Regions from separate parts of the Homo sapiens genome. Here region 2 is linked to region 1. Evidence: chromatin loops called from intact Hi-C (ENCODE). Cell type or tissue: GM12878. All regions are shown on one strand. Each heading gives the region's core, and the rest is flanking DNA. Links, peaks and the distances in the headings are about the cores only.

Region 1 (16,004 bases), core at 5,266-13,265:
GTTGACTTGAGGGAAAGCTCACTGAAGGCAGGAATAGGATTTGAGTCATTTCTGCTTAATTATTTACCTCCCATAGCACTTATCGCCTAGGAGATGATCAGCAAAAATTTATTTGGAAGTTAAGAGAAAATGAGTATGTATCTAGAAGTCCTTCAGGACTAATGATCGTAATGGGAAATTTCATTATTTGGCAAATTATTGAGGTCAACCACTCAGCACTGTGTCTTACCCAGAGTGTTATCTGCATAGGAGATGATTTTTTCTCATCCTCTAATCTTACTCAAAAGTATGCTCATTTCTGCTCAGAAACAAAGTGGTAATACATTTAGATACTTGTGGCTTGGAGATACCTAACTCATTTTTATATGTTTCCATATTAAATTATTGCATCAGGCACAATGTTCCATAGTTGTTCTCAGTTTGATTCTCACACATATGTTAAGAAAACCAAATGTAGTATCACATTTAGCTAACTCATATATAGATACAGATATAGATTTTTAAATAACCTGCAATGGCAGATAACCTCACTCTTCAAAATCATCCTAATATTTCAATCACTTATAAGCTATGCGGTAAGTCCTAATGAACTCCTCGAGAGTAGGGACTAGGTGGAATCTTGCCTTACGTGCTGGCCTGATAATGTCTTATTTGCCTTCAGCCACGTGTCTGATTCCGATGTGTATTGTATCTGATTCTTTCCGGCTTTGGTGTGTGTGTCAAAATTATTTTAACATAATCTCTCTGGTTGGCATAGGTATATAGGGTCCCCTTAATTCCTTAGTAATTTCCCAACTCATAAACCCATCAAAAATTAAAATTAAAAATTTTCCATTTGTCTTTGCAAGAAAGTCATTGATAATTTGATCATCATTTTTAGGCAATTTGTGCCATACTAAATTATAAAAAATCACTAAATAATGAAAAATAAGTAATATGTGCATCTCAATAAAGAGATCTGCTCTTTTATAATTTCTGCACCAATTTGCCCGTACTTGGTGATGACACATAGCAACTTATTTTTTACTTTCTAAACAAAGGATACGGCTGGGCACAGTGGCTCACACTTGTAATCCCAGCACTTTTGGAGGCCAAGATGGTCAGATCACCAGAGGTCAGGAGTTCAAGACCAGCCTGGCCAACACGGTGAAACCCGGTCTCTACTAAAAACACAAAAATTAGTTGGGTGTGGTGGTGGGTGCCTGTAATCCCAGCTACTCAGGAGGCTGAGACAGGATAATTCCTTGAATCCAGGAAGTGGAAGTTGCAGTGAGCCGAGATTGTGCCATTGCACTCCAGCCTGGGTGACAACAGTGAAACTCTGTCTCAAAAAAAAAAAAAGGAAGGAAGGAAGGAAAAAAGGAAGGAAGGAAGGAAGGGAAGGAAGGATACTATGGAAAGAAATCAAGCTGCCCTTCTATGAACATAATTCAGTTGCCTTCCAGTCATAGGCTGCATGCTTCAAATTGTTTTTCAGAAATAAGAAATGGGTTGAGCTGAACCATCCATAGCCTTACACTGAGAGTTCCCACCATAGCCTCTAGTACATATGAAGTGACTTGGTTAATGTAGAAACCAATGAGAATGAGATGAAAAGTCCTATTCTCGTGCAGGCCAATTGGGTTACGCAGAGACACAGCAGCACAGACACAGCACTAACTACAGTCGACCCTCTGGAAAACAGATGTTTCTGTTCACGTGGAAATGACACAAGTCTAGTGCTTGTCCAAAAGTCATTCAGCAAAACAAAAATGTCTCTGCAAAACTGGGAAGAGCTTTTTAAAATGACTAATTTTGAGGGTGCTCTTTAGCAGAGGATCTTAATGAAGGAAGAATTCTATCAACCAAGATGACTGAGTAGGAATGGATCTATAACTCCCTTTTTTAAGGCTAGAAGGGACCTTAATTAAGTTCCTTCTATTTACAGAGGAGGGAACTCAAGCCCAGAGATACCAAAAGAAAGTGGTAAAAATGAAGGATATTGAACAAAAATACTAGGATTTTTTTTCTATCTTGTTCAGTTAGTGTCAACATGCTGCAAGTTTTTCATAACGGTTAATTTTATTGTAATAAAAAGAATACATCCCCATTGTACCTATGCAGAAGAAAATTTAAATTATCCATAATCTCACAATTTATTCATTTGCTTATTTGAGCAACAAATAAACAAAAGTGCAAACCTTACTATGAGCATGTTCCAAGACTCACTATCCAGAAATGAAAGCCTCTGACTGATTCCCTTCCAATCCTTTACTCAATGATTAATATTATAAATAATGTTGCATCTAATATTCTTTGGCCACATACCTGATTATCTTTGGAAAACTTCCCTAGAATTCTGATTGTTTAGATCAAAAGTCTTAAATATTTTTAAGGTTCTACATACACAATTGTTCTACATCTCAATTGCTTTCTTGAGAGAGTGTAATGGTGTTACTTCTACCAGCTACAAGAATGTCTTTCAGTCATACAGCAAGGCCCATCCTTTAAAGCAATGAGTATTAGCTTAAAAAAGTCATTGTCAACTGAGTCTAAATGGTTTTTCTTTTAATTTGCATTGCTTACTTGACAACGTAGGTGAAACTTTTTTAAAAATTTTGCTCTTTCTTCATAAATTATCTATGCATGCTCTTTGTCATTTTCCTATGGAACTGTTAATATTTTTTCTTAGCATTCTAGTCTTAATGTTTCTCAGCAAAGGATTTTTCTTTTTTATTTTTCCCTAAGTTATTGGGGTAAAGGTGTTATTTGGTTACATGAGTAAGTTCTTTAGTGGTGATCTGTGAGATTTTGGTGCATCCATCACCTATGTATACACTGCACCAAATTTGTAGTCTTTTATCCCTCTCCCCCCACACTCTTCCCCCCCCAAGTCCCCAGAGACCATTGTATCATTCTTATGGCTTTGCGTCCTCATAGCTTAGCTCCCACATATCAGTGAGAACGTATGATGTTTGATTTTCCATTACTGAGCTACATCACTTAGAATAATAGTCTCCAATCTCATCCAGATCACTGCAAATGCTGTTAATTCATTCCTTTTTATGGCTGCATAGTATTCCATCATATATATGTACATATATATCACAGTTTCTTTTTATATATATACAGTTTCTATATATATAGTTTCTATATATACAGTAAATATATATATAGTATATATAGTGTATATATATACAGTATATAAGAAACTGTGGTGTATATATACCACATATATACTGTATATATACACTATATATACTATATATATACATTATATATACTGTATATATATACATTGTATATACTGTATATATATACATTGTATATAGTGTATATATATACATTGTATATAGTGTATATATATACATTGTATATAGTGTATATATATACATTGTATATAGTGTATATATATACATTGTATATAGTGTATATATATACATTGTATATAGTGTATATATGTATATATACATATATACAGTATATGTATACATATACTGTATATATGTGTGTGTGTGTGTATATATATATATATACATGCTATATATATACCACAGTTTCTTTATCCACTCATTGATTGGTGGGCATTTGGGTTGGTTCCACGAATTTGCAGTTGTGAATTGTGCTGTTATAAACATGCATGTGCATGTATCTTTTTCGAATAATAACTTCTTTTCCTCTGGGTAGATACCCAGTACTGGGATTGCTGGATCAAATGGTAGTTCTACTTTTCGTTCTTTAAGGAATCTGCACACTGTTTTCCATAATGGCTGTACTAGTTTACATTCCCACCCGCAGTGTAGAAGTGTTCCCTGTTCACCATATCCACGCCAACATCTACTGTTTCTTGATTCTTTGATTATGGCCATTCTTGCAGGAGTAAGGTGGTATCGCATTATGGTTTCAATTTGCATTTCCCTGATCATTAGTGATGTTGAACATTTTTTCATAAGTTTGTTGGCTATTTGTATATCTTCTTTTGAGAATTGTCTATTCATGTCCTTAGCTCACTTTTTGATTAGATTATTTGTTTTTTTCTTACTGATTTGTTTGAGTTTGTTGTAGATTCTGGATATTAGTCCTTTGTCAGATGTATAGATTGTGAAGATTTTCTCCCATTCTGTGGGTTGTCTGTTTACTCTGCTGACTGTTCCTTTTGCCATGCAAAAGCTCTTTAGTTTAATTAGGTCCCAGCTATTTACCTTTGTTTTTATTACATTTGCTTTCGGGTTCTTGGTCATGAAATCCTTGCCTAAGCCATTGTCTAGAAGGGTTTTTCCAATGTTTCTTTTAGAATTTTTATAGTTTCAGGTTTTAGGTTTAAGCCCTTAATCCATCTTGAGTTGATTTTTGTATAAGATGAGAGATAAGGATCCAGTTTCATTCTCCTACATGTGGCTAGCCAATTATCCCAGCACCATTTTTTGAAAAGGGTGTCCTTTCCCCACTTTATGTTTTTGTTTGCTTTGTCAAAGATCAGTTGACTGGAAGTATTTGGGTTTATTTCTGGGTTCTCTATTCTGTTCCATTGGTCTATGTGCCTGTTTTTATACAAGTACCATACTGTTTTGGTGATGATGGCCTTACAGTATAGTTTGAAATCAGGTAGTGTGATGCCTCCAAATTTGTTCTTTTTGCTTAGTCTTGCTTTGGCTAAGCGAGCTCTTTTTTGGTTCCAGATGAATTTTATAATTGTTTTTTCTAATTCTGTGAAGAATGATGGTGGTATTCTGATGGGGATTCTATTGAATTTGTAGATTGCTTTTGGCAGTGTGGTCATTTTCACAATATTGACTCTATCCACCCATGAGCATGGGAAGTGTTTTCATTTGTTTTTGTCATCTATGATTTCTTTCAGCAATGTTTTGTAGTTTTCCTTGTAGAGGTCTTTTGACTCCTTTGTCAGGTACATTCCTAAGTTTTTTTTTTTTTTTTTCTTGCTATTGTAAAGGGAGTTGAGTTCTTGATTTGATTCTCTGCTTGGTTGCTGTTGTTGTATAGAAGAGCTACTGATTTGTGTACATTAATCTTGTATCCAGAAACTTGGCTGAATTCTTTTATCAGTTCTATGAAGGAATCCTTAGGGGTTTCAAGGTAAACAATCATATCATCAGCAAACAGTGACAGTTTGACTTTCTCTTTACAGATTTGGATGCCCTTTATTTCTTTGTCTTGTCTCATTGCTCTTGTTAGGACTTCCAGTACCTACGTTGAAGAGGAGTGTGAGAGTGGCCATCCTTGTCTTGTTCCAGTTCTCAGAGGAAATGCTTTCAACTTTTCCCCATTCAGTATTATGTTGACTATGGGTTTGTCATAGATGGCTTTTATTACATTAAGGTATGTCCCTTGTATGCCAATTTTGCTGAGAGTTTTAATCATAAAGGTTGCTGGATTTTGTCAAATGCTTTTTCTGCATCTGTTGAGATGTTCATGTGATTTTTGTTTTTAATTCTCTTTACATGGTGTATCACATTTATTGACTTGCGTATGTTAAACCATCCCTGCATCCCTGGTATGAAACCCACTTGATCATGATTCCCAGGTCACTGGAGTTGTGTACCAAGGAGGATTATGCCTGCCTCTGCTAAGTCATGCAGGTTGTCAGGGAAGTGGGGAAAACCCAGCAGTCACTGGCCTCACCCAGATCCCATGCAAATTGAAGGGCCGGTCTCACTCTCACTGTGACCTCAACAGCAGCCGGGAGTCTGTTTCCAGGTCAGGGCAAGACGGACTTGGAAATTTGCCCAAGGCTATCTGCTTCCCAGCTGCGAGAGAAAAGGGCTTTAGTTCTCTCCCACCTGTGAAGTCTGCACACCGGATTCACACCCTCCCTTGAGTTCTGGCCAGGAGGCTTCTTGCCCTGTTCAAACTTACAAAGTTCAGCTAGAGAATTCCTTCTCCCCATGGAGTTTTACCCTCTGCTCCTCTAGCCACCCTCCCAGTGGATCCCTATGGTACCAGAGAGGAATGGGCTGCTTGGAGACCCAGAGAGCTCCCAGGGCCTTGCTGCTTCTTCTACCCCTGCATTTTGCTGGGCTCTCTAACTTGACTCAGCTCCAGTTAAGTTGGAAACTTCTCCCACAAACAGACCTTCAGCTTCTCCAGTGGGGGTGTGTGTTCAGGAGAGGAGGGTCTTCCTTTTCCACTTCCGCAGTTGGGGCACTCACAGTATTTGGGGTGTCTCTTAGGTCCTGCGGGAGCAGTCTGCTTCCTTCAGAGGGTTTGTGGGTCCTCTTGGGATTGCAGGTTTATTCTTGCAGTTGATCTGGAGCTAAAATTCACAATGCACGCCTCCACATGCTGCTCTGTTCAGAGCTGCAATCTAGTCCTCTCAGTGAAGGATTTTTCTGACTGCATTCTGAGATCTAGCCTCCTGGCCGGGGCAGCAGGAGGCGGGGTATAGAAAGGCCTGGGAGTCAAGAGCCAGGCTTGCTCTCTTAGTCCTTCCAATCACCACGATGTGACCCGGGCCAACTCTTCCGGTATCCCTGGGCTTCAGTTCCCTCCTCTGTAAAGAGAAGGGTCTTAATTAAGGTCCCTTCCAGTCCTACAAAAGGAAGTTGTAGATCTGTAGTTTCAAAGCTTCTTTCACGATTATGATTTGTGATCAGCTTTGAGGGAAGTAGTGCTAGTGGGTAAACATCAAAGTGTAAGCTTGTTTGCCCAGTTCTAAGCTAGCACCATCACTGACCACAGAGAAAATCACTTCAATGCTCTTAGTTTCCTGATCTGTAAATGCAAACCTTGTTTTCAGATCTGTTGTAAAAATTATGTGAAATAATTAATAAAAATAAAAGTGTATAGATTACAACATACCACAGGCAGGCCAGGCACAGTGGTGCATACCTGTAATCCCAGCACTTTGAGAGGCTGAGGCAGCTGGATCACTTGAGCTCAGGAGCTTGAGACCAGCCTGGCCAACACGGTGGAACCCATCTCTACTAAAAATACAAAAATTAGCCAGGCATAGTGACAGGCACCTGTAGTCCCAGCTACTGAGGAGGCTGAGGCAAAGAATCGCTTGAACTTGAGAGGCAGAGGTGGCAGTCAGCTGAGATTGTGCCATTGCACTCCAGCCTGGGCAACAGAGATTCCGTCTCAAAAATATACATACACATATATATATGTGTGTGAGTGTGTGTGTGTGTGTGTATATATAGTGTATATATACGTGTATATATGTATAAGTGTATATATAATAGACATTTACACATATGTGCACACACACTGTGAAGTTGCATTTTAAAAGAATTTTATTTTCATAAATCTTAATGCATAAAAAAAGTAAAAAAAAAAAATTCTTACCCTGTTGCATGTACTCTCCCTTTCAAACTAGACTCTCTCTATCCTTCAGTGCTCCACAGAGAATGAGACTACAGAGAAATGTAAATAGAAGCAAAAGAAGCTAAATCTTCGTGTTTGAGTTTCTGGGATATATGCAATTTTCTAAGGCAATTCTGTACATGATTTTCTCCTTGTGTGTGCTGACTTGACAGCTTAATTCACACACATAACACACACATACACACACACACATACCTCACACACATACATATACCTTATATACATATACCTTACATAAGTGCTTCACACCTACTATATATATAATCCCTTTTACGGGCATATGGGAATAAAAGCAGAAAATGTGATTCAAAAAATGGAAACCACTCTCATTTTATTTAATTCTTTTAAATTTTGCCATTTAAAACTCATAAATTTCACAAACTATATTTTTAAAATAGACTATTTTTAAAACCTTTAATACTAGTCTAATATATGATCTATTTATATTGCTTTATAGTTTGTCAGCAAATTGTACTTTACACCCACAGGTAAGTGTAGCACTGTTCTGAGCACCAAGAATACATAAGATGGAACAGACACTACCTTATGATCAAGAGGAGACAAGACATATAAACATGTAATTCTCCAAATGTGTACATAAATGCAGTTCTGTAATTAAAGAGTGAATATGAGAGGAGGGAGATTTTCTGGTGGGTTGGTGATGATGGCTATTTTCTTCCCCATGCTATCCTGGCATTTTTTTTCCCCTTCCTTGGGACTGGAATTATAGAATGCAGGGGCAGTTGTTTAGCTTATACATCATGGGCATAAACAAATGGTCATTAATTTAAACATTATGTTAAAGCTAGCCAGAAATAGCTCTTCACAAAAGAGATCAAGTTTATCACTCTCCAAAAAGAAAATGGTAGCTGAGAAAAAAGTTCTGAACTATGTTCAGTTTACACAAAAAACATACTCAGAGTTTTAGAATACGTGGATATTTTAGGGGAAGAAAAGCAGATGCAGCCAAACCCCTATCCTTAATCAAAGGGACAGAGGGTGGAATGTGATCTCTGTTCTAAGCCCATTTTCATTCTTACCCACTTGTGACATGTTGTTGTTGTTTTTTCCCAGCAAACACTCTTATATACGTTACATAACATTCCTAATCACGTTACATATATTAACTGATTTGACTCTCATAATAACCTTATAGGATAAGAACTACTAGTATCATTCCCATTTTATAGATGTAGAAACTGAGGTCCTGAGAGATTCAGTAACTCTCCCAAGCAACTGGGATTCAGCCCCAGGAAGTCTGGCTTCTTAGCCTACATTCTTACTATAAAATTTGCACTGTCTCCTTAGCTTAAGGGTGAACTCTATGCATTTGAACAGCCGAGGGGATGTGGATAGAGTGAGAAAAGAAAGGAAAGGCTTTGAAAGTTATCCTGTTTTTTGAGAATATGAAAAGACAAGAGAAAAAGAAGGAGAGAGCCTGGGATAGCTGTGAGAAGACAATGGAAAAAGTGGAAGAACAGGAAGTGGAAGAAAAAAGCAAAGAGAAATTGACCTTTGCCCTGCTGGGCTCCTTGACGACCAAATCTAATGGCTCAGGGCTGGAGCAGCTAGAACCGGGTGTCTGTGTTTTCAAGCAGCGCATTTAACTTCACGGGGTTTCCCCAGGCTGTCTCTGCAGCAACCCCCACGAGGGCTTCTTTTCACAGCAATTATGAAAGTGATGGTGGGAGGAAGTACTGCTCACTTATTTAGGTTAAAAAGCCACCCAAATAAATGCATTAACCCAGTAGTAAGATTAAATTCCTAGCCCCAAAGGGAAATTTTCAGGAGGTGTCCTTTACCATGTGTAAATTGGAAACAATTTCCTCTCTTGGGCAAGATAACTGCTGTGGGAGGTGGAAATAAATGTAGTGTTTTGTGAAAACTTGGGTTTCTCTGATGAGTTCTGTGAAACACTAACATCTAACAGGAGTTGTTCAAACAGTACATCCTATAACATCTTTTTTTTTTTCCTGTGACCTCAGATCTTAACTTTGGCTTTGCTCTTAAATGACTGTAGGATGGGAATGAGACAGCAGGTTCTTGACAGCTATAGGGAAATGTGTCCCTAAAGAACTTGGTATCAGGAAGGAAAATGAGGTTGTCCTCCAAGAGCTAAACAACAAAATCAATACATATTGTATGGAGCAGAGATGTGCAAAGTCGTCATGTTGAACCTAGTAATCTGATTGAGGAAAATAAAACAACTAAAGGAATAATAGTCAATTTAAGGTACGGTTCGACACCATGAAAGAAGAAAAAGGAGAAGTAAAAGCAGGTATTCCATACATACATTGAGAGTTTGCTAAGCACTGTGCTAAGAGCATGAACAAATTCTGCTCCTGCCTTTATGGGGTTCCAGAGCAAGCTGATGAGTCAATCTAAGAACAGCTCAGGGAAAAAAAATTGCATCTTGGTCAAAGATACCCATCTCCTGGCCAAGAGCAGTGCTTGCCCTTTTGTAGACATTGTTATTCTTCTTCCCATATTTCCACCTCAGGCTCCAGATGAGAGAACTTCCCCCCATCCAACTTGCAGACCATTTTAGGGAACATGTGAACTGACGCATGCTGTCTCTCTGTCCCTCCTTTCATTCTTCTCTCACCAGGGTAAGAGTAGCTAATCTGACTCAAGACAGCATACCAACCACTTGGCTTTACATATCAGAAGGTGGGGTGATGGAGTCGGGGCATTGCTTGTGCACACTCTTTCACCTTCTTTGATTGGCCTGCCCAGTCTCGGGGCCCTCGTACCTCAGCTCCTCAGCAGGCTTCCTTTTGCTTTCCTTCTGCTCCAGTTTCTCATAGTGCATGCAGGCAAGCAAGTCACGTTGGCTCTGCCCTATCTTCAGTCTGGATGAGATATCAAAGGCCAGCATTTTAGCTCAAGCCCAAGTGGAAGTCTCTAGCTCTGAGCACTGGAGCTTTGGGGGCAGAGCCTATCACTCTTATGTCAAAAAGTTCCCTGGGTCTGTTCTTCTCACTGAGAAACTACTGAGGTAAAAGGTAAAGGTTGGTAACCTCACTTCAAGCCATTCTTACCTGATAAAATTAAACCTGTATAGTCACCTACCATCCCCTTTTTAAAATCAACATTCACCAAGCAAACTTTTAATTGCGTTATGAGTTCCCATGGGCTGGTCAGGCTGTGTCACATTTATTGTCATCATAGGTTAATCAGGAGACATTTTGGTTGTCCACACCTCCACTGGATAACATGACCCATATCTGAGATACCAACTCTCAGCTTGTTGACAAACGTGGGTGTCTGAACCTGCAGAGCTAAAGACACGGTTAAAGTCACCAAGTTAATGGAATCCTATGAGTCTTGTGCATGAACAACCAGCTAGTCTTTCCCTTTAATTCCTCAAAACCAATAGCTGCTCTTCTTTGATATGTAAAACTTCCACAAGAACAATCTTGTAAGGTCTTTGAGAGGATTAAAAATAATGCAGGAGAGCACCTAATAGGGTGCCTGACACCCAGTAGACAATAACCATGAAAATTCCTGCTGTTGGTGTTATTTATTGGTACTTTGGAGATAAATATATATGTGTGTGTGTGTGTGTTTGTGTGTGAAATTACTCTTAAAAGGAGTAATAAATAATTACTGTCTATAAGAAGTAGAAGAAATTCTTTCCCAATGTATCTAAAGACAGTGAGGTAGCAGTTAGGCCACAATATTTCTAAAGGCGTAACATTCCCTACCCTTTTATAACTCTTGCAATTACTTGGTCTGAATGGCTCTGTCCAGCCCAACTCCCTAGCTGACCATTCATCTTCCAAATTATACCCAGGTGTCATCTGCTTTAAAGTGCCATGCATTCATGATTTGCCTCAATATCTAATTCTAGCCCTGTGAAGTATGGTTTTAAATCCTGCATGTGAAGGTGTTCATGGTCTGTATGGGTGCACAAGATCAGGGAACCCTCCCAGCTACCTTTTCATTAACTCCTCAGAGGCATTCATTAATGCTCCCAGCAGCAGGGCCTTTAAGTCCTTATGATAAATAACCACAGTAAGAAGTGTACACGCAGTGCACACACATGTGCATATGCATGCACATACACACACATATACACCTATAGAACTGAAACAAAAACCTTACAAAACAATACTTACCCTTAAAATGTAGATTAATTCAAAAGTCTATTTTTTAAATACTAAGACCCACTAAATTGATTTCAAAACCTATTAAAGGCTGAAGCCTGGCTATTTGAAAGGACACTGTAATGAGGACTCTAAACAGAGATCACAAGACCTTGTGTTGTGGACTGAGTCTAGTTTGTGACCATATTTTCATCTTGCAAGTCCTGAGAGTGCTGTATATCTATTGTGATATTTTGCTGTTATTATTGTTGTTTTTGATGTTGTGGCTGACAGATGATTATGAGACGTGGGTTAACTATTGTTTCACATTAGAAACTTATAAAAGTTGGTTTTTAGGAAAAGTATTTTTATTACCCACAACAAAGACTTCTGAGAAACTGGGTATTTTGAGCCTGTCCATAATATGGAGGGAGGAGGAGGAGGAGTGATGATGATGATGATGCTGATGATGGTGATGATTATGCTTTTAGTGTATGAAAGAATCATTGTAAAAGTACAGATACTGCCCACACACCTGGCACCAGATTCAGACCCATGGGAGAGGAGGGATGACACTCTTGCCCACCCAACACTCATTCTCCACAGGTCCACTGACTTGTCACATGGCAGAACGGAGAGCTACCTCAGGCTTCGGGAGGCAGACCCAGGTTATAAACCTGATGACACCATTTCCTATCCCTGCAACCTCAAGCACAGTATCTAATCTCTCTGAGCTTTGGTTCCCTCATCTGTGAAATGGACATAATACCAAATCCATGGACTGTTTGAGAGGATCGAGTGAGATTGCACCATCTGGACATTCATAGATTCATTGTGAGGATCACCTGCCACAGACAATGCAGTGCATTCTCTCCTAAATTCCTTTCAATATTTTGAAGTTTTAACATATGGGTCAGAAACTCAACGGCACTATGAAAGAGAATGAATCTCTATCATATTCCCCTTTTGATCTCAGGAGCTTGGCATTGGATTTATCATAGTCCTTGATTCATGGCACATCCCCATCATTGGTTCATTTATAACCTGCTTTTGCCTATTTGTTTAATTGTTTTTAATAATATCATAAGCACCTAGGTACCCACCACTTCTAACCAAAGGTAAGACCTTGATGATAGCCATTATCATGATGAGTCATGTGATTCCCACACTCTTTTCTTTCTACCCACCTACCTTATCCCCTTGCCTCTCTACTCCCAAAGTAGCCTTCATGTCTTCTCTTTAATTCTTGCAGACTCTATAAAACCTGCTGCCTTGGATGGAGTCCAGTTCAGACCCACACTGAGCTAAACTTTGGCTACATCCTAGGTCACTCCATTAACTATTTAGCCTGGTTCTTTTTTCCTTGGCAGACACATGGGTGGAGGTAGCAAGTATGTTGTGGGGAACAGGGTACTCTAAATGCCCTTACAACCTGAGTTTTTTTAAATCATGCCTTTTCTTCTTGTAGGGCAGCAGGATGGTCTTACTTTTCTTATTTCTCTGGCTGTGTGTTCATTCTATGCCAACCTCAGGAAAACAACATATGGGAGGTGGTGAGGGGAAGAATTCAGCACATGGTATCTTGGTTTAGTTCTCAGAAGCTCAGTAGAAGCTATTCCAAGGAACACTGTCCTTGGCTGAAGTAGGCTCTGTATGTCTACACTGTACTACCAGCTTCTAAAGCCATCATTTCAGCTGAGTGAACTAAGATAGTCAAAAGCTGGCATGGAAACACTTTGTGATGTGATCCTTTTGCTTAAAGGGACAGGAAACCCCTCAGCAGAGATTGCAGAACATTTTATCACCACAAGAGTAAAAACAGAACACCTCTGCTTCTTCACTCTTCTCTTCTCTCGTCCCACTTCTGTTGCTCCTGGGGTTGAAGAATGATTACATAATATCTCTTCTTGGACAGCTAGCTCTTAATTATCCACATTGTGGCATTTTTTGTAATCCTAAATTAAGTTTCTCTGTTACCCTGTACATTACCACAGCACCATCTCCTTTTCTGACCTAGATAGCATATTCTCAAAAACCAGGTGAATACAAACTCTTTATAAAATTAGCTAAGTCAAGTGTGCAAACATACACATTTCAAAGTTGTTCATAAATTTAGGATTATCAGAGCCACCACTCTCCTCTCTCAAGATACTAATAAAATTTTTATTTGAAGACTATTAAACTGTTCCTTAGCTTTTTCTTTTCTAAGATAAATCATCATGGTTTTTTTTATCTGTAGCAAGAATAAGAACCGCTCCACCTCCATTCCACCTCTAGCCCACAGATTACAGGTTCCAATAAACCCTGCTGAAGAACCTGCATTAGTAGACGAAAAATGAATTTCAAAACTTCTGCCAAGAGCTGGGCATAGTGGCTCATGCATATAATCCCAGCATTTTGGGAGGCCGAGGCGGGAGGATTGCTTGAGGCCAGAAGTTTGAGACCAGTCTTAGCAATGTAGTGATACCCCATATAGACAAAAAATGTTAAAAATTAACTGGATGCAGTGGCATGTGCCTATAGTCCTAGCTACTTGGGAGGCTGAGGTTGGATGATCACTTAAGCCCAGGAGGTCAAGGTTACATTGAGCTATAATTGTGCCACTACACTCCAGCCTGGGCAACAGAGCAAGACTGTCTCAAAACAAACAAACAAATAAACGAAAACCTTGTGCCAAGTGTCATCAGAGTTAGATGACACTTTTGTTTAACAAGATACCATTGAGATTCAAAAGTAAGTCCAGACCTGATTTGGAAAGACCTTGAGAATTAAATTTGTCAATATATTTACATAATGAAGTGAGGAAATACAGATAGTGTGTTCTAAAATGAAGGAGAAGAAAAGGAGGTTTCTGGGGGGAGAGAGAAAGAATGGGAAAGAGAGAGAAATTGAGAGAGAAAATGGCAGCAGGCCAGGCCCTGCAGAGAAAGACAACCAATATGAGATACTCCATGGTACAAATCACTGAAGAATTTCAGATGGTGATGTCTAATATGGAACTTCATTTTAAGTTGTACTCTGTTCTCAGCTATGCTAAAATCTCCATGCATCACTCTGAAACTCTTACTGAGCGTGACAGGCTTACACTTAAGTGACTATACCCAATACCCTATGGTAGTGGTGCTCTGGGGAATGAGGGGGAAAGGAGAGTGGGCACATTAGGGATAGAGCAGGATAGGAAGAGTGCTGCAGCCAGAGGATAGTATGGCTATGGGGACAGGCGGCAGGGGAAAGACAACAATCAGTGTCTGTCACAGAGGGGAGACTATGTCTTCCCTTCACTCAACAATCATTTTTTGAGTATTGAGTATGGACCTGGAATGATGCTAAATATTCAGGAGAAACAAGACATTGGCCCTGCACTTCCAAGCTCAATACCTAGCAGATAAATGAGAAAGCAATTAATATAGCTCTGGGGGATACGTACAATAAAATAATTTGCAAATACACATGATACATTAATAACCTGGAGGCGTGGAGGGAAGATCCCAGATGAGGTGATCATTTGGTCATGTTTCATTCAATTAAGAATGCTTTGAGGAGAAGGTGCAGAGCAAGATGACAAAATAGAAGCCTCCACCAATATCTCCCCTCCCCCAAGGACAACAATTTAACAACTATCTACACACAAAAAACACCTTCATAAGAACCAACAATCAGGTGAGCATTCACAGTACCTGGTTTTAACTTCATATCACTGAATGAGGTAGTGAGGCGAATAGGAGACAGTCTTGAATTGCTGACACCTCTCCTCCCCCAGCCCCAGCAGTGGCCATGTGGTGTGGAGAGGAAATCTGTGTGCTTGGGAGAAGGAGAGCACAGCAATTGTGAGACATTGCATTGAACACAGTAGTGCTCTGTCACAACAGAAAGCAAAACTGAGCTGAACTCCTCTGACACCTGCCCACAGAGGAAGTATTTAAACCAGTCCTAAGCAGAGGAGCATCGCCCATCCCAGTGGTCAGAACTTGAGTTCCAGCAAGGCTTTCCACCGTGAGCTAAAGTGCTCTGGAGTCCTAAATAAACTCAAAAGGCAGTCTGGGCCACAAGGACTGCAACTCATAGGCAAGTCCTAGGGCTGAACTGGGCTCTGAGCCAGTGAACTGAGGGGCATGTGACCTAGGGAGACACCTTTCAGGTGTCTGCACAGCTCACAGCTCCAAAAGAGACCCCTCCCTTCTGTTTGAGGGGAGGAGAACAAAGAATGGAGAGGACTTTGTCTTGCATCTTGATACCAGCTCAGCCACATTAGGATAGAGCACAAGTCAGAGTTATGAGGCCTCCATCCAGGCCTTAGTTTCAGGACATTTCTAGACACACCCTGGGCCAGAAGAGAACCTGCTGCCTTGAAGGGAAGGACCGAGTCCTGGAAGGATTCATCACCTGCTGACTAAAGAACCCTTGGGCCCTGAACAATTAGCAGTAATACCCAGGTAGTATGCCGTAGGCCTTGGGTGAGACTCTGAGACTTGCTGGCTTCAGGTAAGACTCAGTACATTTCCAGCTGTGGTGGCTATGGGCAGAAACTCCTCCTGCTTGAGAAAAGTGAAGGAAAGGTAAAGAGGACTTTGTCTTGCACCTGAAGTACCAGCT
Region 2 (16,004 bases), core at 5,148-13,147, 100 kb before region 1:
TGACCTCAGGTGATCCGCCTGCCTCGGCCTCCCAAAGTGTTGGGATTACAGGTGTGAGCCACCAATTCTCTAATGGCCTACAGAAACTGCCTCTTCGGCTTGTCCTGTCAGTTCTAGGAGTAGTGAGATGGCTCACCTGTGTTGCAAGCCCTGGGGTACAGCACCGCCCCTTGCAGGTTTCCTTTAACCCAGCCTACACTTTGTGAAGAGTCATTTAAAAACTCTCCTTAACTACAAGTTTAAGGGTGCCTTCTGTTTTCTGTTGGGACCCTGACTAATACAGGTGGGGACAAGAATATAACTGTCACCCTCAGATCCCCCAAAGTAAGCCCTGATAATTGTTAATAGATTATTAGTAAACTCTCTTTAGCCATGTAAAAGTAAGAGGTATATTATTGCTCATTGTTCTCCTATAAGTAGAAAGTAAAGGACTTCATTTTTAAATCTGTTTGGGACTCATAAGGAGAGCCCCTGGGGCTCAACTAGACAATTTCAGGGATAGCATGAAATGCCAACAATATTCTCAGGGGAAATAGCTGGAGCTCTCATTTCCTACCATATGCCAGGAAGAATTGAAAGTAAAGAGGTAATGAAAATAGTTAATTTACTCTTTTTGGGAAATTAGGCAAGTCCCAACATTGATTTTATTAAGGCAAAAGGAACATTACTAAGTGGCAAGTATCCATGAACAGTTTTATCTGAATATAATTCAACAATCTTAACTCTGGAGCTGGGCCTTCCAACAGGGTAGCTACCAACCACGTATAGCTATTTAAATATGAATTAATTAAAGTCAAATAAAATTAAAAATTCAGCTCCTCAGTCACACTAGCCCCATTATAAATGCCCCATAACCATATGTGGCTAGTGGCTGCAGTACTGGGCAGCAAAGACGTAAAACATTTCCATCACCACAGAACATTCTGTGAGACAGCACTGCCCCTATGAAAGAAAGTTCACCCCCATTTCTCTATGTTGTCTGTTTTTTTTTTAACTAGCATGTTTATTGAAATTTTAGGATGCTAAGTTATCAGATACCAGAGAGCTATATTAAATGGGAATGTGTTATATCATGTGGATAAATAAAAGAGTTCTGCATTGTGATTCTATAGAAAAGACTTTATGACTGATTTCAAAACCTTTTAAAGTATTCATTTTAAAATTTGTTAAAGTTATTAAACAAAATAATAAAACAAGAAGATATTCAACCTAATTGAATTAAATATGTGTGCTTTTTTTCTCAGATATTAGAATCAGTATTACAGGAACTTAATTGGTTTTGAAATTAATTATTGAAATGAAGATAGAATTTAAAAGCCATGTATAATATATTCAATATTATTTTTGTTCTAGCATATTGAAAGGGAAAGCTTTTTAAATAAAAGCATGAAAGCCAGTAAGTAAACATGTATCACCCAACTGCACCAAATAAGATAAAGAAAATTGTTAGGTACTTCAACTTGAAATCTATTTGAAAACAATGGGAAAGTTAGTTATTAAGCATTCCAACCATAACAAAATCACTTATTTTAAAAAAGAGAAAAAATTCTTACCAAGTTGATAAAACATCTAGGATATTATAATGACTCAATATACAAACAAATAAACAATAAGCTGAGCTTAAATGCAAGGTTTTGAAATTACTTTTGTATGTATCTCAGTACGCATCTTTTATGTATTTTGAAATCAAACCAGTTTGCAATTTTTACTTTTAAACTCTGAAACAGAGAAGCCAGGGTTTTCTTAGAAAGGCTGTCATCAATACTACCTTCTCCTGGAAAATATGTTAAATGCCAGACTACATGGGTGGGCACTGAAAGTACACTATTGACTATTTAACATTGACATGCTGTCTTTCTGGAAGAAAAACAAAACTGAGGGAGATGGAAAAGAGGTAAATTGAGGTCATCTTGGAGAAAGTAGACTAAGATTGGTTAGTCTAATGGGCTGTTAAGGTTTTTAAAGGATTTTTAAAACAATCACCTTTTTTTCCTTATTACAGAAATAATTCATACTTACTTTAGACATGTTAGAAAATACAATTAAGCAGGTAGAATAATATGAAAACGATAATTCACCCTCCTTAGTGATAAACCCCACCAGTAGTTTGGGATATATTCTTCCAGGATTTTTGTTTCCTTGTTCAGAAAAATATATTAGTTCCACCACTTGAGGGTGTAAAGGTGAAAGTTTTAAGTTGTTAGACTATTTTAAATATTGTTCTGAAACCTGTTTCTTCCCCCAGATCACAACATCTTATATTACTAGAAATTTTTAAAACATCTATTTTTTAAAGGGTTGCCAGAATTGTTCCCAATTTCCTGATACGTAGGGAAATTCACTATAGTTATTTTGCTAAATATTCCATTTTCTTAATTCAATAAAGAGCCTGATTCAGACTATTTGTTCTAGTGAGACTCGAAACAGTCAGCTCTCAATATCTTTTGTGGTCAGAAATAAATGACCAATAAAAAATTAAACATCGACAAATGCCCCCTACATTTATGTTCCCCAAACCTCATTTTAATTGTTTCAATGCATTTTCAAATCCGAAAGGGACCCATTTGTATCTCCAAAGGAAGGTAGAAGATTTTTCTTTAAACCACTCAGGAGGAACTAAGAAAACTTAAGCTCCTAATCATAAATTAAATACAGAATACCCTCCAAAATAAGAGTGGTGATTTTGTCTGTAAACAACTCACTGGTGTTAAGCATGAGAGTAATATCATTTAGTGTTTTAGGACCATCCATCTGGAGGCAAGGAGGTCGCTGGAGGCAATACAAGCAGTGGGGAGGTTATTGTTGCAGATAAAGGACAAATGGCAGGGCAGGACTGAGGCAGGCAGCATACCCAGGGACGGGGAGCAGATTAGAAGTATTCTGAAAAAGTAGATTCACTGAATCTAGGCAAGTAAAGTGGTAAATGTGGAGTCATGAGGGGACAGAAAGAGTCTATGTAAATTGAGGTCATCTTGGACAAAGTCTAATACATTGCCAAGATTTTAAAGGATGTTTCAAAAATCACCCAGGTCTTTTTCTTGGACAACTAAAGTACCAACTAGGGAAAAAGATAAGGATTATAGGAGAAAAGGAACATACGAGGAGAAGCTTGGAGTCGGGCAAAATGATGCCAGTTTTGATCATGTTAAATTTTAATTGCTATGGGACATCTAAATGTAATATGCAGTACACAGTTGGAAACACCATTCTGAAATGTAAGAGAGGTGCGTGGGCTCAGAATATAGATTTAGGGCAATGATTCCCATAACATATTCTGCAGACTACTGTTACTGCAGGACTTCACAAAGCCTTTAGTTTGCTAATGTATCCTGCAAACCCCTAAGAACGAGATGTGTATCACTGGCACTTCTCTAACTTATTTGAACATGGAACCTAGTGCTCTTTGGGTCATCATTTTGTAGGCATTGGTGTGTTGGTGTCATCAGAGGCCGGACACAGATGAGATTCCTAAAGAAATAATTTTGATTGGGAAGAGAAAGTGCTGACGATGAAACTTTGGAGAATCTAAATATGTCATGCCTAAAGAGTTGAAGGCCCAGACAGTGCCTTTGATTCCCCTTTATCTTACTTTTCTATCCTGATGAAAATTTTACTATTCTTATACTGCCCTGGAAGAAATAAAATTATGTCTTAATAAAATTGTGTCTTTGCAATTTACTTAGGTGTATTAGGTGATTTTGACAATTCCATCTCCATTCGCATATTTATAAAACTTCTTTTAACTCTGAAAAACTGTACCCCCAAATTCAGACGTATGCTGGCGAATACCAACATTTAAGAGGTGTGCAATAGAAGAAGAGGCTGGAAAGGGACAAGGGGGAAAGATTGGAACAGCCAGGAAGGAGGCCCTGCTTAGAAGATGTGGTAGATAATTGTGTGTCAACTTGGCCAGGTTCTGATGCCGAAGACAACTAGTCTAGATGTTGCTACAAAGGTATTTTGTAGATGTGATTAAGTTACAATTAGTTGACTGTAAGTAAGACAGATTACCCTTGATAAGGGAGGTGGGTTTCATTTGATTAGTTGAAGGCACTCAGAGCGAAAACCAAGATTGCCAGAAGTAGAAGGAATTCTGTCTCAAGACAGCAACATAGAAACCCTGCCTGAGTTTCCAGCCTGCTGGCCTGTCTTACAGATTTCAGATTCGCCAGCCCCCACAATCCTGTGAGCCCATTCCTTAAAATAACTCCCTCCCCCTCTCTCTCTCTGCCTGACTCGATACAGAAGCTGAATGAGGAGAGTATTTCAAAGAGAAGACCACGGTCAACACTGTTCAGTGCCTTAGAGGGTCAAGTAAGATGAATAAAAGAAACATCATCAAATCTAATGGAGTTTTAAAGCCTCCCTATAGTACTAACTTTTTTTGACTGTTTTAATTCTATTTTTTTTTTTTTTTTTTTTTTGGAGATGGAATCTTGCTATGTTGTCTAGGCTGGACTACAGTGGCCATTCACAGGCACAATCGTGGTGCACTGCAGCCTTGATGGCTTGATCCTCCTACCTCAGACTCCTGAGTAGCTGGGACCACAGGCATGCCCCACCATGCGTGGCTTCCATTTTTGAGAAGCATTTCAAACCAATGTAACCATCTTCCTACTTTGATCACTGTCACCCCTTGTTTACAGGGTTGCAAGCTGAAATGTAAACTCTTCTCAGTTATGAGTTCCTGCCAGAATTTATTCTTCTTTTGTAATCCTGACAGTTCCTAGTACTGAACCCAGTGGGGTCAAAGAACGTTAATCTGAATTATCTTCCTTTCATCACCTGTAATTAATGAGATACAAAGTGTAATCATTTCCTCTTTCTTGCTCAAATCTGTCCTGTTTGTTGTTGTTGTTGTTGTTGAGACAGGGTCCCTTGATCCCCTAGGCTCAAGCAATCCTCCTGCATCAGCTTCCTGAGTAGCTGGGACTACAGGTATGCGCCACCACACCTGGCTAATTTTAATTTTTTGGCTAGAGACAGGGTTCTTACTCTGTTACGCAGGCTGGTCTCCAACTCCTGGGTTCAAGCAATCCTCCTACCTTGGCCTCCCAAAGTGTAGGGATTATAGGCATGAGCCCTGCACCTGTCCTGTCCTGTTCCTGTCCTGTTCCTATTTGTATCACTGTAGCCCAGACCTTCATTTCCCTGTACTCTCAGGAGCTTTGAGGCTAAGCAGGACTTCAGGGTTGGTGGTGGCAGAACATGAACAAGAGGGATTGAGGAGCCTCCTGGGAAGAACTGGTTCTAAGAAGAAACAGACATGTGCTGTGGCTCAGCTCAGAGGAAGGGCATTCCTAGCACAGCGTTGGCGTCATTCCCCCACACTACAGCCCACTCCAGCTTCAGCTTGTGCCCGAGTCCTCGGGAGAGACAGGAGGACAGAAAGGGTCTTTCCCACAGTCTTCACAATCTTTCTGAGACTCTGGAAATTCAAGGCAGTGCTCAGCCTTGGGAAAATGCAGCAGAGTAATATTGAAGGAGGTGTGAAGGATTCTGTCCACGTTATTACAGAATATAAAAGCTTGGCTTTTGTGGATTTCAGACAGTAGTGTGCTGGGAAATGTTTAACAACCAGCTCTCTGGAAAAAATAAATAGATAGAAGCTGTAATCCGTCCTGAGTCTAATCACATCACATCGGCAGCTTGAAATTAACCATGGTGGGAAAGCTCATACCATGAAAATCAGCAAGTTTTACAGAGAAGGCAGTAGCACATCTTTCTATAATATTTTCACTGTACAAATACAATAGATGTAAATAACTTTAAGAACATAGATTATAGTAAAATAATTTGGAAGTGATGAGTTTTGAAGATACATTGCTTTTGTTTTTGATATAATTTATTTTGCTGCCAGTTTATATAATTTAATTTTTAATAATGCGCATGTTTAACAATCACAGGCAAAATTCCTAAACATGTAACAATTGGCTGTGGTCAGCCTGTCCGCACAGGCTCTAGTACACCACTGATTCTGGACTTCAGAGCATAGCACACCTGGGGCATCAGGGGCCTGGTGCTTCCACAGCACCTACAGCCGTGGCTGTGACAAGCCTCAATGCACAAAATTTGCTACTGCTTACTGAGTTTAACTGAAAAGCAAATTGAGTTTAACTTAGCAAGGTCAGCTGCAACAAGTCTGCAATGCTCATTCATTTCTGTGAATGAAAGCTTCATCATCTCTAGTTCATGACAGAATGTAACAGCAGAGCAGGCTCTAGGAAGTCTTCTTGCATTTCATCAGTGTTTCTTCCTTCTTGTCAGTCTTTCTTTTTATTTTAATGCCTTTCCTTGCCAAAAAATGCCCAGTGAACTTTGTTCAAGACTCCCAAATTCCTTTGGCTGTAGTTGGCTTCATTTTTGCAACTTGCTATCTTATTTTTCCAAAATGAAGTTTTTCTTTTTTGTATTTTTTTCTTATTAAAAAAGCAATCATACCTTTGTTTCAGGAGGAAAAATGGGAAAACATAGTTAAATAAAAATGATATAAAACAAACCATGTTAAAAAAAAAACCACTATTGTTAATAACATTATTGCCCTTGTCTGCCTATTCCTGGCTCCATGGTGCTTACCTGAACTTGCCTTACTATTGAAAAAGTTCATTCTACCTTGAGGGTAGATCTTAGAAGGGTAGGTTTTTTTACGACCTTTTTTCGGGGGCAGGGGGTGGGCATCAGAGCAGAGGTTCACAGCTTCTTTTCATTAATAAATTATTTAAACTCATAGGAGGTTAGCTTTCCCTATCCCACTCCTATAACCTTCCTAGTCCTTCTTTAGCCTCTTAACTGATTTGAGGCCTTTATCCATGAGCTAGAGGGGGAAGCTTCTTGGAAAAGGGCAACTCTGGTATTTTTGCAATAGTGCTTCTTACCTCTCTACAACTATCAGAGCCACTTTTTCCAGGTCCTCACCAGTACACAAAGAGTAATTTGCTGTCTGTCTGCAATGACGCTTCTCTGGCTGCCAAGGCAGTGTGTGGCTCTGGGGAAGAAAGACGGCCTATGCTTCTTGTTGTGTCTTTCTGTGCTTTGCAATGCCCCATTTGTATCTTTTGCTTATACAAAAGAAATTTTCATTTTAAAAGAAGCATCCTGAATCCAGAAAATCCTATAATACTAATTTCTTTTCTAAGAGGAGAAAGAATAGAGTGAAAACAATGCATGGTGATTAAAGATTTCCACGGCGACAGCTCCCTGGAGTGAAACACGAGGCCCTACTTTGGCAGCACCATCCACCAGGAAGGCTCTTCGTGGACATGCTGTGTCACTTGCTTCAGTCCCTATCTGAGCCGGGATTGGACTGGCACATTGCCTTGTTGAAATTGGCTCCGCACCTTGTTTAAGTGGGCATCCTGCCATACTAATTGATGGGTATGAGTGCAGACATGCTAGAGAACCAGGATGCACAGCAGATCTGGGTAGGAGAAGAGTTTCAGCCCAGAAATATCAAAACAGTCAATTGTGCTGAGTTTGTGTGCCAGGGCCTAGAAGAAGATGGTATCAATGCTCTGCTGCAGCTCAGAGCTGGATTTATTTTTAAATGCCCCAAATAGCTGAAAAAACAAGGAAGGTATGGGCCTGAGAAGGAGCAGGAAGGGGCAAGGTTATTGACTTTCAAAAGAAATAGCTAGTGTCTGCCAACTGGGGTACAAGAAGGTTTTTCATCCAAGCTGTTCCATGATTACAGTAACTTTCAAGCTGAGTGCTTTGGGCAGATATGGAAATCGGAGGCACCTCCTGATGGGGCTTCCCAGGTAAGTCACAACAGGGACTGCTGAGGGTGGATGCAGACGGCCGCTCCCAACCTGGGGAACATCCTCCCTGCTTGTCTGTGATGCCTCAGCTACCCCATGAGATCAACGAGCTCATCAAGTGCATCCAGCAGCCCAGCCCCTCCCTGAGAAGCACAGCCATCAACCCGTGTCCTTCCGTCAGTTCCATTTTTTGGAACACAATTGTCCCTCCATTGAAAGAACAGCTGGCTAACAATCCAAGTTGGTGCAGAAGAGAGAAATTTTTCAATATTAAAATGAGGAAGATGTCAAAGAGAGTTCTGAATGCATGTTAACACAGACTACCCCGTGTTTCCCTCTATGGCTGGCAGTCACCTTCTTCAAACCACCTAATGATAAACAGCCCAGGAAAAAATGACATTGGACTCCAACACCTAATAACAGAGATAATAATAGGGTCATCAAGAGACAGAACGAGGTAAATGACAACCACACTGATGCTGGTGGAGATGAAATCTGTACCTCAATATGGCCATATGTTACAGCATAACATACAAGGCTGAAATACAAAAAACTTTGGCTGGACTTCAAGAAAGTGCCTGTTTGAAGACTTGAAAAACTCACTCTTTGAATTGTCCCATCATTATTTGAATCAATTGACAACATGGGGGAATATGGACTGGTCTGTTTAGCCTCCCTGAGCTTTTGAATCAGATCCATTTTATTAACAATTGAATTCTGCACAGAGTAGGATTAGAAGCCATTGCTCTGACCCCAATTTTATATAATTTCTCCCTTCCTGATGGTAAGAGTGCTTCATAGTTTTCTAGTATTTAAGTCATGAAGTCAAGATGAAGAACTATATACACAGTGGCCAAAGTAAATGTGATCATGTTTAACTCACGTTTAGTTTCTCCTTACTTACAATTTTTTTGGTGTGTGTGTGTGTGTGTGTGTGTGTGTGTGTGTGTGTGTGTGTGTGTGTTTGTGTGGCATTTAAAAAAAGTCAACCTAAAAGGAATAGAATCAAGGAGGGATAGTGGAAGCCAAACAAAATCCTCTCAGTTTTAGCTAAATTTAAAAGATTGGAAGTAAGTCTATTTTGCTTTTACCATAAGGCCCCGATTATTCACTTGAAACCAATGGAAAGCATTGAATTCAAGAACAAAAGCCACAAGAAAATCTTTGTGTAATACTTGGAGATGGTACTGAAAGAACAGGAGGAAGTACGTTGATTGGATTACACTCAGTGAAAGGTAAGCAAAATCATTTGGGTTTAATGGTTCTACTTCTAATATCTCATAATTTGGGATGCATTCTAAGCTTCTTACATAGAAACGTGTGTCCATAATTCCCAGTTGTGCTCATTAGAATGACTCATGCCTATGGACATTTTCTTATCTTGGATTCGAATCACATAAATTTTGATGAGTCCATCAGCTTTCTAAACTGACTGTCGTTCTCCACACAAACAGCCCTATTCACAAGGAGCTTCGAGGAGTTCCAGGTTGGTGGGAGTCACGCAAAAATTTTTCAAGCATTTTCTCTTCATGGCTAATTAAGATCAGAGGATGGAAGCAGGTCATTTTCCTCCTCAGTTTTCCTCATGTCCTTGGTTAACTTGCCCTGCCTAGTAACCTTTAAAACTTGAATTCCGCAATTCCTTCTGACATCCCCCAAGCTGCTCAGAAATAGCGTACTGCCCAGCGTTTCCCTTTATGATTCTGGCTTCTGAAACCGGGTGGTGTATGATGGATGACTCTTTCCATTTTGAGTATTTTCCTTCACAATTCTGACTTCTCACGCACTCAACAACCAACTCTTTGCAGGGTAAGAAATGATTTCTCTCTCTCCAAAGGCACCATTCGCCACAATGCTGCACTCAGAGTTCTCAGTGGCCAGCCCAGTGTTCGTCAGGCACACCCCACGGGATTCCCCAGTGTCTATTACTCACAGTTTCACTCACTCATGTCCTGACCCTGTCTTGACTCAGTGGAAGAGCAGCCCAGGCCAGCAGCAGGTGCAGCTTGTAGTTACCCTTGTGACCATATACAATCTAGAATACTTGAGGTGAGGCCTTGGGACCTGAGACCCCCTGAGTAGTCCCCTCCCTGTACTCATTTCCCAGGGCTGCTGTAACAAAGTACCACAATCACAAACTGGGTGGCTTAGAACAACAGAAATTTATTGCTTCACAGTCCCGTGAGCCAGAAGTGCAAAGGTAAGGTGATGGCAAGACCATGTTCCCTCTGAAACCTTCAGGGGAAGAATCCTTCTTTGCCCCTTCCAGCTCTGGTATCCCCAGGCATTGCTTGGCTTGTGGCTGCATCACTCTAATCTTCATGTGGACTGCTCCCTATGTTTCCTCACATGGTCCTCCCTCCCAACATATCTGTGTTTGTGTTCAAATTTTCCCTTTTTTATAGGGACACCGGTTGTACTGGGTTAGGGGTCATTCCAGTAACCTCATTTTAACTTTGCTACATTTGCAAATACCCTATTACCAAATAGGTCACATTCTGAGATACTGGAGGTTTGAACTTCAACATTATCTTTTTGGGGGACACACAATTTATCCCAAAGTACTCCCTCTCCACTCACCACTATGCTGGCTAGTTCATCTCTCTTCATTCCACAAACATGTTTAGTTGAGCACCTACTATGTGCCACAGGCTGGTGAGGCACAAGAGGCAGAGCAGTGAAGAAAAATATGGTCCTTTCCCTCACAACGCGTGCCCTGTCATAGCAAAGGCAGACAATAAACAAATCAATATAATGTGTTGTGAGATAAATTCTATGAAGGAATTAACAGGGGCTCCAGTGGGGAAGGGTGGAGGCACGAGCAGAGGCTGCTTTAGAAGGGAGGTCAAGGAAGGGCTCACCAACACAGTGATAAAATGCAAAGGGAGGGTGAGGCTGCCGTGGGATGAAGAGGCAGAACAGTGTTCCAGGCAGAGGAAATGGGCAGTGAGAGCACTGGGAGGTAGGAAAGATTGTGGTGTGTCCTGGATGCTGTGCAAAGGCAGCCATGGGGGCACGGCACAGATGTGGCTGGAGACAGAGCCAGTGGCGGGCCCAGCAGGGCCTTCCAGGCTGCTGGAAGTTCTGAGGATGTGATTTTGGGTACAATGAGATTAGGCAGACATGATCTAATATATGTTTTTTCACGACACCATTCCATCTTGTATGGAGAATGGATCAGAGCAGGGCAGCAGTGAAGCCAGGGGGACTGTTAGAATGATTTCATTATCGGCCAGCTGAAGGCCAGTACAGGTGGCTTAGATGAGGCTGGGGGCAGCAGTGAGAAGGGATAAGAGAAAACTGACTTGGGTTTTTTTTGGAAGATAACTTACAGGGCCTGCCAATGGGGTGGGAGCTTGATCACAGTGAGACTGGAGGATGTTTTGTGTGGGTGGGAATCGCCTGGTTTCCCCATTCAGCCCTTTAGGCCTCTGCTGGACTGACCTGTATGGAGCTCCTACCTGCTGGCCTGCCATTCTGCCACCTGCCGCTCACTTACCAGGCCCCACCATGAATTCCCTGGTCACCAGCCCGAAGCCATACCGTGAGGGCCCTGGTTGGCGAGGTCCCACCAGCTGCCATCTGAAAATGTGAAGTCTGGGCTTTGCCTGCACCTTGGGTCTGTGTCCCACCTTTAAGGGACACAGGACCTTTGAGAACTAGTTTTTATATTTAGGCTTAACTCCCCCCAGCCCTCACTACATTTAGCTTCAGCTTCCTCTGTGTTCCTGCTCACCGTTTTAGCTAAAGCCTCCAATCATGTTTATCACTCCAAAACTCTGATGAATTGTTCTTTGTCACAGCACCCAGGTTGACAGCCATATCCATTGCAAAAGATAATGAGATGGTGAGGTCTGACTTCTACTGGGTGAATTTGTGTGATGCTCAGCAGAGGTCAGGTGTCACACTCTTTTAGGAAATTGAGTAAGACTTGTACCATAGACCTAAGCAGGGCTGAGAGGGAGCTTCACGAACAGCCTGTTTGGCTGTATGATGTGGGGATTCCACTGCATGGGCTTGCTGCCTTTTACGATCAGGCCCGCCCTATGTGTATGGGAAGATAGGCTGAGAAGGATGGAAGGATTTTATAATATGATATCTCTGGCATAACCTAGATCTTAGAAGCTGGCCCAGGGAGTGAGGGTGGGGTTTCGTCCAACTGGATGCTCAGTACTAATTTCAGAGTCCAGTTTTTAAAGAGCAGTAAAGCTGAGAGGTTTGTTTCTTGAAGGAATCATCTCATAGATAAATGATAGCCATCCAGCATGAAAGCAAATGCTGTGAAGTGTTTCCCTCTTCATGACTAGGTTAGGGGAAAACAGCCCTCTTCACTGAAGCAAACTCCATTTTTAAATGAAACGATGATTATGAAGAGCAGAGATCTCTAGCAGTGAGGTCTAGCATTTACTGAGCACCTACCTTGTGGAGAGGCTTTTATGTCTATCACCTGTGGGCCTCACTTCATCCTGCAGGGTGGACTGCTTTGTCTCCCAGCATTCTCTCCCCCTTCCTTAGGAAATGCTTCTTCCCCAACTTGAATGATGGGGTTCAAATGAGCCCCAGGGAGATGAAGAATTCTTTCCTGAGATTTTAGAATGTAACAGGGAGCATGAGGCAGGCCCTTTCTGGAGACAGACAATTCGAGGTATGAGGCAAGAAAAAGCTGGGCTGTAGGAAGGGTAAATAAAAGGCAGCATTAGCCCATCCTTTTTTCATGGTTTGGTTTTTATTGCTTCCTATGCACAGAAATTTTCCTTTGTTTTGTAACCTCATTTTTATTACAATTCAGAGTTCCAATTAATATGATGCTATTATTGTCGCATTTCACAAATAAGGAAACTGAGTTTTGGAGAAGTAATCATTTATTTGCGTGAGGTCACATGGCCAGTAAGTGGTGGAGCCAAGATTTAGATTTAAATCTGGGAGACTCAAAAAAAATCCCATTATACACCCTGCAGACTTCTTATTGCCGTTAGATCCAGCGATGTGCTATTTCCATGAAACATACTTAAAGCAAACTGTCACTGGTTGAACATAAAAAGTAGGCAAAGATATATCAGCCAAAAGTAAACTAAACAACTTGTAAAAAATTGTCTTAAATATATTTTTAATGGAGAAATCATTGAATAGTGCAATAGGAGATCTTTTATACTGATTTCAAAATACAATACATAAAGAAGATAAAATAGCCAATAACTATTTTATAACTGAACAACAGTGATCAAAATATATGTAAAAACCAAGAAGTTGGAAATGCAAGGAGAATTGTCAAAACCACAATCATAATGGGAGACTCATACTGCTCAAACCTCAGCAGGTGAAGTAACCAAAAATTTATAAAATTATAATGAATTTGAATCACAAATAATTAACAAGCTAGCCAAGGCACAGAAACTACACATGCTTTCCAAATCCCCACAGAACATTTATAAATTTTATTGTGTATCAGACCACGAAAGAAATTTCAGTAAACTCCAAATATTATATATAGTCACATTCTCTGATCATTATGCAAGAAAACTCGATGTTAAGAACAAAATATGTCAAAAATAAATCTAACTACATGGGGGAAAATATTATTTTAATAATTCTTTTTAAAAAAGAACTATTCAGAATGAGGTACATCTACATGTGTGGCTATGACTGTATCTCCAAGTTATATTAAATTAAAACCAGCAGATGATAAAACAGTTTATAAAATAATCTAATTTTTGTATATTTAAAAGGATTTTTGCATATTAAATTAAATACATAAATAACTTTCCTGGAAGAATGCATAAGAAAACTGTTGACATTGGCTATCTTAAGAGAGAGGATAAGGGTCAGAGGTAGGGAGAGGAACACTATAGAGAACTTAAATCATATGCAATTAACAAGCTACCCAATATACAAACTATGCATTCTTTCCAAATCCCTATTGGATATTTTTAAAGTTTATTATGTACCAGGCCATGAAAAACATTAATAAATTCTAAATACTATATACAGACCACATTCTTTTTTGTACTCTTCAAATTTTTCTTCTACCTAAAAAAAATAAGATGAAGTGCATTTTATAATCTATTGTTTATAAAAGTAACCTCTAGATCAAAAATACAAATCCTCCAAATTATTAGCAGAACCACACACAAAACAACAAAGAGCCCAAATAGTGGAGAAACATTTTTAAAGCCATAGAAATAGAAAGCATACTATTAAAAAATGACAGAAATGTAAATAAGTTAAATCCACCTATTAAAGAAAAAGTTTATAAAATTGGATCACAAAGAAAATTAAACTCCGTGTTGTGCATATGAAGAATGCTTAAAAGATAGACATTTAGCAAAGGTTAAAAATTAAAAGATGGTTAAAGTTATACCATGAAAATATAAACAGAAACAAGTCAGGGGTCATGATTTTACTATCAGAAAAGGTGAACTTGGATCATAAAGGATTAAACAAAACAAAGAAAGGCACCTTATAATGCTAAAGGGTGTAATTCATTATAAAGATACATATTCATAGATAATTACATAGAAAACTGTATTTTCTGAAACTGATTTCAGAAAAGATATCCACCAGATTAATTTATTATCTTAAAAATAGACAAAGTTGTGAAAAATCTAACTCAAGACCCCTTAAAAATGTTTCTAGACAGTTTCACATAACAATTTATGTAAATTTCTAAAGAAAGATGATTCCAATGCTCTTGAGACTGTTCACAAAGTATAGAAGAAGGAAAGCATCCATTTTCTTTAACTGAAGTGAGTACAACACTGCAAAAGCTAACAAATTGCACCTAAAAGAAAACTACATACTAAATTCACTGATGACTCTCCATAAAAATATCATAAATAGAATATTAGTAAATAGAGTTCAACAGTATCTTGAAATAATAATGCACCATGACTAGGGTTTAAGAATGTAAGAAAATTTCAATATTTAGAAATCATTCATGTGATTTTCCATATTACTACATATAAGGAGAAAAACCATATGATTATCTTCACAGATGCTCAAAAGCATTTGGTAAAATTCAAAGATATTCTAGACCAAATTCTCAACAAAACAAGGCTAGAAGGATATTTCTTCAACATGATTTTTTAATCTATATATAGTCATGCGTCACTTAACAACAGGGAAACATTCTGAGAAGTGCGTCATTAAGTGATTTCATCGTTGTGCGCACATCATAGAGTGTACTTACACAAACCAAGACGGTATAGCCTTCTATACACCTATGTAATAGGATATAGCCTATTGTTCCTAGGCTAGAAGCCTGTACACCATGTTACTGTACTGAATACTGTAGTCAGTTGCAACACAGTGGTAAGGATTTGTGTATCTGAACATATCTAAACATAGTAAAAATACAGTATCATAATCTTATGGGGCCACTGCTGTGCCCCATAAGATTTATCTATTATACATGTTTATCAGAACATGCAGTCTGTTGTTGACAGAAATATTATACAGCACATGGCTGTATTTATGCAACAATAGATAGATTAGATAGATAGATAGATAGATAGATAGATAGATAGATAGATAGATAGATAGATAATCTTTTCTCCAAAAACAGGAACTAGACTCAATTTGAACCAGACTGTGAACTCTAAGATTTACCAATTGACTAGGAACCACACTTGAGGCATTATCAACCTGTGGCTCCCAACTGATATGGGTCCCACTTGGGGGTCCCCAACAGTTGTAAAAAAAAATTCTTTCCATGGTACCAGCTGCACTCCCAGTACCAACTTTTAGCTGGAAGCCAGGCATTAACTTGCATTCCTCCCCAAAATATGGAAATTTCCACCTAGGGATTGGAGAGATGGTCATAAGAGACCTTCAAGTGTTTAAGGAAACACCATCAGTAGATCATGTAGCCTTCATATGATGTAGGGATCTCTCCAAAATGAGGCCACCCTTAGTTACTTGGGGTTGCTTCTTGGAAAGATAACTTGTTATTTATGCACACTTTGAAATCGATTGTCAGGAGTCTTCCAATTAGAAAAGTTAGTAAAAAAAAATTGTCTTTGACTTTAGCTGAAGTAATCAGTGTTACCATCTGAGCCTCAGAAGGCATTTAGATTAGCCTGAACTCACTGGTCAGAGTTGTTATGGGTGACAAAATTGCCCTAGATTTCTTCATCATGAGCCAAGGAGGAATCTGTGCAATCAGTAATGCATCCCGCTGTACCTGGAGTAATGCCTCTGGCCATCAATGTGGAAACTTAAGGAGAAAGCCACCTGACTTCTAAGGTAGAT

The links. A loop is a pair of places that touch in the nucleus more often than their neighbours do. Peaks named below come from ENCODE experiments on the same cell type or tissue, not always from the same donor. Only the 100,000 strongest peaks of a DNase experiment are listed, where the experiment ranks them.
Region 2: it touches region 1 in a loop (8-fold over the local background); 2 of 110 quality-filtered maps call a loop at or near these places.

The regions. Positions count from the first base shown.
Region 1 is chr4:146,023,054-146,039,057 of GRCh38, reverse strand. No RefSeq gene overlaps it. Among named protein-coding and RNA genes, the nearest start is that of LINC01095, 91 kb to the left of the region's middle. RefSeq lists enhancers at 6,229-6,278, 8,612-8,831. In GM12878, for the core only: a CTCF peak has its summit at 9,758; DNase peaks (open chromatin) are centred at 6,617, 9,127, 9,247, 9,517 and 1 weaker place; H3K4me3 peaks cover 1,523 bases; H3K27ac peaks cover 4,195 bases.
Region 2 is chr4:146,126,241-146,142,244 of GRCh38, reverse strand. No RefSeq gene overlaps it. Among named protein-coding and RNA genes, the nearest start is that of LINC01095, 12 kb to the right of the region's middle. RefSeq lists an enhancer at 9,450-9,499. In GM12878, for the core only: no CTCF peak of the experiment used is centred there; a DNase peak (open chromatin) is centred at 9,664; H3K27ac peaks cover 1,125 bases.